Linked DNA regions of Homo sapiens: region 2 is linked to region 1. Evidence: chromatin contacts called from ENCODE Hi-C or POLR2A ChIA-PET data. All regions are on one chromosome and are shown on one strand. Each heading gives the region's core, a stretch centred on a gene start or an enhancer-like site at or near the end of the contact. The rest is flanking DNA. Distances are from core to core; before and after follow the strand shown. Region 1 overlaps MYO5B (myosin VB). Region 2 has its middle 50 kb from the start of SKA1.

Evidence for each region. A loop is a pair of places that touch in the nucleus more often than their neighbours do. ChIA-PET counts read pairs that join two places held with the same protein, here RNA polymerase II (POLR2A). Pooled maps may share reads with other maps.
Region 2: a loop to region 1 is called in a map of K562, with 8 times the contacts of the local background. The contact joins two enhancer-like sites. A Hi-C loop is called at or near these places in 1 of 168 maps with a recorded cell type or tissue (K562), 3 of 37 single-sample maps with no recorded cell type and 10 of 50 pooled maps. POLR2A ChIA-PET finds 5 or more read pairs at or near these places in 1 of 52 experiments (K562).

What each region holds. Positions count from the first base shown.
Region 1 is chr18:49,857,799-49,861,487 of GRCh38, reverse strand. All of the region lies in intron 29 of MYO5B (myosin VB), which reads left to right. Among named protein-coding and RNA genes, the nearest start is that of SNHG22, 46 kb to the right of the region's middle. Within about 2 kb of position 1,592, at least 10 of the 41 ENCODE cell types and tissues checked have a DNase peak (open chromatin) inside an H3K27ac peak, as active enhancers do.
Region 2 is chr18:50,423,360-50,427,048 of GRCh38, reverse strand. No RefSeq gene overlaps it. Among named protein-coding and RNA genes, the nearest start is that of SKA1, 50 kb to the right of the region's middle. RefSeq lists a cis regulatory region at 1,374-1,994. Within about 2 kb of position 1,753, at least 3 of the 41 ENCODE cell types and tissues checked have a DNase peak (open chromatin) inside an H3K27ac peak, as active enhancers do.

The sequences.
Region 1 (3,689 bases), core at 343-2,842:
GTTGAAGATAAGAAATGAGATGAATAAGAAAAAGCCCAGGTGATACTAAAGTAGAAGGGAAGAAGCAGCTGTGTGCTTGGTCTGACAAGCGGTGTGCGTATCTCCCCGATCTTCAGAGCCGTCACCATTGGCAGCCTCTTTTATTCATGCAGCGGTTGTCAGGGATCCAGACCCCAGTTTAGGTTTTCCCAGGGGCTGCTTAATACCCTGGATTTGTCTTCCTTTACAGCAATAATAATGATGGTGATAAAATAAAAATAGCTTTTATTATATCTTAAAATAATTCTGTTCCCAGCAAGCCTGGTGTACAATAGGAAATTAATAGCCTGTGAAACTGAGTTAAGTACAGAAAAGGAGCTGGCTGCCCTGGGGAGTGGAGGCCTGAAGAGCCAGCTTCGCAGTGTGTGCTGCACCAGGTGCTGTGGAAGTGGCCATGGTGGGCCTGCCTCTCTCCCAGTCTGGCCTTTAGCTTTGGGAAGTGTTCATGATTGCTGCAAATCCCAGCATTGAGGGAGGAGAGGCAGGGAACAGGGACCCAACTGGGATTCTGTGGAGCCCATGACAAGGGGATTCCCATTACCATGAGGGCCACCCTGGCAACTGGGGTGCTTTGGAGATAGACAGCTGCTCTGCGTTTCCTACAGTTTTCCTGTAATGGAGAGTTCTACTGTTTAAATATAAATTATATCTACACATGTGTGATTTGTGAAAGACCATTTAGAATTTTGATGACATCTATCCTCTCCCTAGAGGAAGTTACACTCATATGCTGAATTTTGCTTAGATTTCTGGGGGCTTCCATCACATTCCCAGTCATAGCCTCTTTAAGCATTCATGATCCTCAAGTTCAGAACTTTTATCACTTGCTAACCTTCATAAGTTTGTAGAGTTTTGTTTTGGTCCCTATAACTGTGTCTTTTCCCTTGTTTTGAACTCTGGGGAGAGAAGCTATTATTGAGGAGCTGCTCTGAGAGGAGCTGCAGGAATGCGGGTGGCACTTCTGCTTCCACAAAGCTTTCTCCTTTTTTACCTCTGGGAACTAAGAGACACCAGCATCATTATCACCATTTTATATATAGGAAAATGAAGGGGGAAGAGGGCTGTGAACATGAGCTGGGTGCTGGGCAGTTTGTCTTCTTTTCAGGGCTGTATATGGGAGAAGGATGGGGAAGTGGTTTAGGAGGGCACAAGTTGCCACTGCCCTCAGCCCAACCTCACCTCGGGGTGAGCACTTAAAGTCAGAGTTAGGTAGGGGCAGGAGTGTGGCCAGGGCTCTGGTCTGGCTCTTTGACAGTGCTCCTTTGATTCCTGTCCACTTCTACCCAAGCCTTATCAAGAGTGTAAAACTCCAAAGTGAGACTGGTGCATTCCCGAGGTCCCAGAAAACCTCCTAGCAGCTCCTCTCCATCCAGCAGGTCCCCGGCAAGACAGGAGGCCTCCAGGCATTGGCACCTGGGCTTGGTCGGGCGCACCTGGGGTTATTATTCACACCCGCCGCCCCCCGCCAATACACACACCAGGGGCCTGTCCGGGACAGCGGAGACTGTGTTTGACAAGGAACTGTGTGCAGTCTCAAGATTTGCTCGGAGCTGTTGGCTCATTTGACCTTGAGCCTCGGCTGCTGTGGGCTGCCTTGCTCAGAATGGCAAAGAAGGCGGGAAGAGCTAGCTTCTGCCCAGCCCCTCCCCAGAGGGCCCAGCTTTAACCAGTCCTGACTAAGAGCTCTTGGCTTTTTTCAAGGAGGTGATCATTTCCTTATGTTCCCCAAAGTTCTGCTGGTCCTGAGTTGGCAGCACAGTTTGGGTCTGCTGTAATTTCATGGCTAGGTCATATTAATCCACAAACTGTTCACCCTCATATGGCCAGGCCTAGGGCCTCAGATGTTTCTCTGTTGTTCCTGGTGTTTGGAGTGTGCCTTCCATTTCCCAGAGGTCCCAGGGAATATGCTAGGAGGTTGAATAGAAAGCTTGGGTATGAACTAAAGAAGTTAGGCTGTCTGTGGAGCACACAGTGGGCTTTTTAGAACCGGGAAACTGACCATCTCTGAGCTGGCAGGAATCTTGTCTGTTTCCCCAGGAAGGCAGGTTCTTAACTGTGGCGGGGCCATGGTTGATAGATCCTGTTTTTCCAATATCTTCACAGAGGCCAAGTAAATATTATCCTAGGCCTTGTCTGGCTTTTTATAAGATCTGGAAGAAACCTTTGCAATAAGGTTAGTAATTAAAGATCTGGAAGAAACCTTTGCGATAATTCAGTAGGCTACTTTCACTTTACCCGTAAAGAAAGAGAGGCCCAGGGCGTGGAGGTGATTAGCCCGGGCCACGGGCTCATTACAGGTGGGGCTGGGAGTTGCCCCAATGCTAGGTTCTCCAGCCAGTTTCCTGGATGCCGAGCCTCACTGCCCCCTGTGGCTGGAGACTGACTGCAGTGAGTTAACTTATCTCTGTGTGTCACAGTGGTCTCTCTGGAAATATTTGTAGATTTATTAATTGATATCAAGCACTTACATTTTCAACAAAAAATCCTGAGCCAAGTAGTTTGGGCTTTTTCTTTTCCCACCAGGAGGTGGCGCTCCCTCCCTGGCCTTGGCCCATAATGGCCTAAGTGGAGCTGGAGGAGCTCCTCCAGGGGTTCTTTCCTCTGGGAACCAACGGCTGAAGCAAGTTGGTTGACTGGTTTTTAGTTTACTCGTGTGTCTGATTTCCTGAGCACTGTGGGCTGCCTGGGCTGCACAGTTCTCTACTTTTATCTTTGTCAATAGTGCCTGGCTTGTTACAGAATTAAGAATTCTGGGAGTATGGCCCTGTGAGGCTGGTGGCCTGGGCATTCATTAATCCTAACTTCCTTGTGTGAGTCAGCTTCGCGTGCCCCACCCTAGAGAGCTCTGCAGTCTGTAGGTTTACGGGGACGACAGAGGTGAGGTGAACCTCTGAGACAGAGCCCCAGCAGCCCCTCCCTGGGGGGTGGGGGGCTGGAGGCTGGAAAGGAGCTTTAGTTCAAGGTCTGGAGACCCTGGGTCCTGGCGCAGGAGTCAGTGTCTCTCTGGTGTGGGAAAGGAGGTGGGTGGAGCCCAGGATCCCTGCACTTGTTCCCTTTCAGCGCTGATGCGCTCTACTTCCGGCCCTCCCCAAGAATCACTGCAGTGGTGCCTACAGTCCTCCAGTGAGCTGTGCCTTTGGGTTAAAGCACCAGCCATGAAAGGCCGTAGTAAAATGCAGGCACTAACATCTGAGACGGGATGATGCTGAGTTATGAGTTTGGGATTTGTTAAAGTCTATGTTGATGTTAATGATGGAGAGGTATAATGAGGCACATCGGACCCCCACTTCCTATCGTGGCCTGAAACAGTCTCTCAGGTTAAACATTAAAAGAGCCCTGGCTGAGGAGGAAGTCCCTTCAGATGGTGGGGGGCCTTAGGATTTTATTTTTGGTTTACAGATGGTTTGCACCCTGGGAATGAGGACGAGGGCATTACAGGTCCTCATTTAGGGCTGTTTGGATGCAGTTCTTGCTCCATTATTCCTGCCTGGAAAGCTGGAATCTGGCCTGCAGGAGGAGTACTCCAGGAACAGAGGCTGTTAGGAGCAGGGAGGTGCGGCAGAGTCCTGCTGGGGGCAGCAGGCCCCTACCTGCCCTCCTCCACCCAACTCTGCTGGCCCTTGAGTATCTCTGTGTGCCCAGGGCTGCGC
Region 2 (3,689 bases), core at 504-3,003, 570 kb before region 1:
AAAAGATTTAAATACTTTTCAACAGTAAATAGAAGACTGACAAGTTATTTCAATTTTAAAATATGCATCAAAAATATTGAAATTCCTGAGGGCAATATATTATGTTTTTAAGCAGTTTACACATTCTAATCCAACAAGTCAAGTCTACTTGGACACAGTAAATTTAGACTGATGGTTTATGACGCTCCAAACTAAAATCGGTATCATAAGACCATAAACAATCCCATTTATGTTTATTTTAATTATGATTAATGGTTTGCCATTTGTGTAGTTTTAAATGCTTTAAATAACCTGAACTTGGAATGAATCAACCTCCCCCTGAATTTACATGAAGTATTAGTTTTTTACCAAATTTGATTACAAATTATGAAAGCAAGTTTTAAAATTACCCTCCTTTGTTTTGTAATGGTAAACATCTTTTTTCAGACCTAAAATCATTCCATTCTGATATAATGGTAAACATTATTTTAAAATATTATTATTTTTGTTGTATGGTTAAATCCCATGGCTTTTCATATTTTGAAGAGTTCTGTAGCACTTTGGTAAATAAATATCAACAAATGATAAAGTTATCATGGAAATATAAATTGAAAGCCTTATTTATAAAAATGAAGTCATAATGCTTTTTCTACTCTTGCTGCTTTCACAACCAAATTTTTCTTTGTTGTATCACCTAATCAAAGTATGATGAGTGGGTCTCAGATTCAGCCTAAGAAAAGGAAGAAATGCTTATAGAAGTTCTAAAGCTAGAAAGATTTATCTACACAACTTACAGACTTTTTTGAGATATAATGTTTATAAAAATTTGGAAGAACCCAAAATGCCTAACAATACAGAACTAATTAAATATATCACATGAGAAAGTATGTATTTATTTTTTTATTTTATTTATTTATTTATTTTTTTTGAGACAGAGTCTCACTTTACTGCCCAGGCTTTGATCCCTGGGATCAAACCAGGAGGTTGGAGTGCAGTGGCATGATCTTGGCTCATTGCAAACTCTGCCTCCTGCATTCAAGCAATTCTCCTGCCTCAGCCTCCAGAGTAGCTGGGACTACAGGAGTGTGCTACCACGCCTGGCTAATTTTGTGTTTTGTAGAGATGGGGTTTCACCAAGTTGGCCAGGCTGGTCTCAAATGCCTGATTCGGGTGATCTGCCTGCCTTGGCCTCCCAAAGTGCTGGAATTACAGGTGTGAGCAACTGCACCCAGCCTGTAGGTATTTAAACTATATTATAAAACAGTATTTATTAACATGAAAATGTTTATAATCTATCACATGTTAAAAGCCAGTCATACATGTATTACATAAGGCTCTTTTTGTAAATTTGATAATGTGTATCTTTTTGGAAAGGAAAAACACTAGAAGAATTTGTTTTCACTCTTAATGGTGATTACCTTTGGGGAGATGGTGCTGTTGCGGGAATCAGGAGACTGGAGAGACCTCTGGGTGGAACAGGAAGATTTTATTGAATGCACTTAGGCCCCGTGGATTAACATCCAAAGGCTGGGCTCTGAACAAAGACAGGGCTTGACTTTTATACACACTTCTGAAAGGTGGTTGGCTAGTTTGAAACAAGTTTACAGTGGCGTGGAGTGCAGTGGCATGAAAGCAAGTGTACGGAAGCAGAACAAAGGCAGTTAATCAAACTGTGACAGGTTCATAACTCAGGCTTTCATGTGACTCTTGCTATGCGGCCCAGATGGCTGTTATCTCAGCTTGCTCAAGAGCCTTGCACAAGCTTATCTCATATCCTTCACTATGGTGCCTAGATGGCTGCAGTCCAGTCCTGCTCAGGCATGTCTCATGACCTTCACTGTGCTACTCAGATGAAAAACAGAAATTTACAGTCACTAGTTACAGAAAATAGGAATCCATAAACTCATAAAACTTGCAGAGCAGAGTACAACCACATGGAGTGGGGAGGAATTTTGTGGGGGACGTTTACTCATACCAAAGGAGAGAGGAAAATTTGTTTTTCTTTTTCACATTTCCTGCTTCAGTGCATTCTCTAATGACTTTTTCTCTTTCTTTCTTTCTTTCTTTCTTTTTTTTTTTTTTTTTTGAGATGAAATCTCACTGTGTCACCCAGGCTGGAGTGCAGTGGCGTGATCTCAGCTCACTGCAAGCTCCTCCTCCTGGGTTCACACCATTCTCCTGCCTCAGCCTCCCAAGTAGCTGGGACTACAGGTGCCTGCCACCACGCTTGGCTAATTTTTTGTATTTTTTAGTAGAGGCAGAGTTTCACCATATTAGCCAGGATGGTTTCGATCTCCTGACCTCGTGATCCACCCGCCTCAGCCTCCCAAAGTGCTAGTATTACAGGCGTGAGCCACCGCACCTGGCCTTTTTTTTTTTTTTTTTTTTTTTTTTTTGAGAAGGTATCTTGCTCTGCCACCCAAGCTGGAGTGCAGTGGTGTGATCTCAGCTCACTGCAACCTCTGCATCCCGGGTTCAAGTGATTCTCTTGCCTCAGCCTCCCCAGTAGCTGGGATTACAGGCACCCACCACCATGCCTGGCTAATTGTTTGTATTTTTAGTAAAGACAGGGTTTCACCATGTTAGCCAGGCTGGTCTCGAACTCCTGACCTCAGGTGATCTGCCTGCCTCGGCCTCCCAAAGTGCTGGCATTGCAGGCATGAGCCACCACACCTGGCCCCTTATGACTTTTTTGTTTCCTTATGAATGTCTATGCATAAGACACTGTCTGGAACATTAAATCATCTTGAAAGTGCATGTCTGTGGGATCATATCTGGACTCTCAGTTAACAGAAAACTTGTAAATAATTTACGATTTATCTTTTTAAAAAGTTAGAGCAGATTCATATTTATCCCTACAATGACTTATTGCTCACTTTATATTCTTCTACATGCTCTCTTAAGCAGGGAAGAAAAGGGTAAGTATAAGATACACTTGAAGGTTGGGCATACTCCTGGATTCTCACCTGTATATGTGTCATTTATGGCTATGTTAGATGCTGTTCCTTCTACTTGGAACCCATCTCTTCCTAATCACTCTCAGGTCTAAGCATAAGTGCAACTTCCCCCGGAAATTTTCCTTGATCCCTTGTGTTAGGCTATTCTTGCATTGCTATAAAGAAACACCTGAGGCTGGGTAATGTATAAAGAAAAGAGATTTAATTGGCTCATGGTTCTGCAGGCTGTATCAGCATGGCTCCAGCATCTGCTTCTGGTGAGGGTCTCAGGAATCTTCCAATCATGGCAGAAGGTAAAGAGGGACTGGGGGAGCAGGTGTGTCACATGGGGATAGCCAGAGCAAGAGAGACAGGCAGAGGTGCCACACACTTTCAAACAACCAGATCTCATGAGAACTCACTATCAGGGGGACAGCATCAAGCCATGAGGGATCCACCCCAATGACCCAAATACCTCCCCTCAGGCCCCACCTCCAACATTAGGGATTGCAATTTCAGCATGAAATTTGGCGAGTACAAATATTCAAACCATATCATCCCTATACATTTATATTAGGTGCTTTCACATGTCCCTGTAATATCCTCTATGCCCATATCAAAGCATTTATCACACTACTATTTTTCATTTACTTAGCTGTAATCCTTCCTAGAATGTGAGCTTCGTGGAAGAAAAAACTTATATCTTTCTTGAGATCACTGATCCTCAGTCCCTAAGACCATGCCTGAATCCAAGTAGATGCTCAATAGATATTT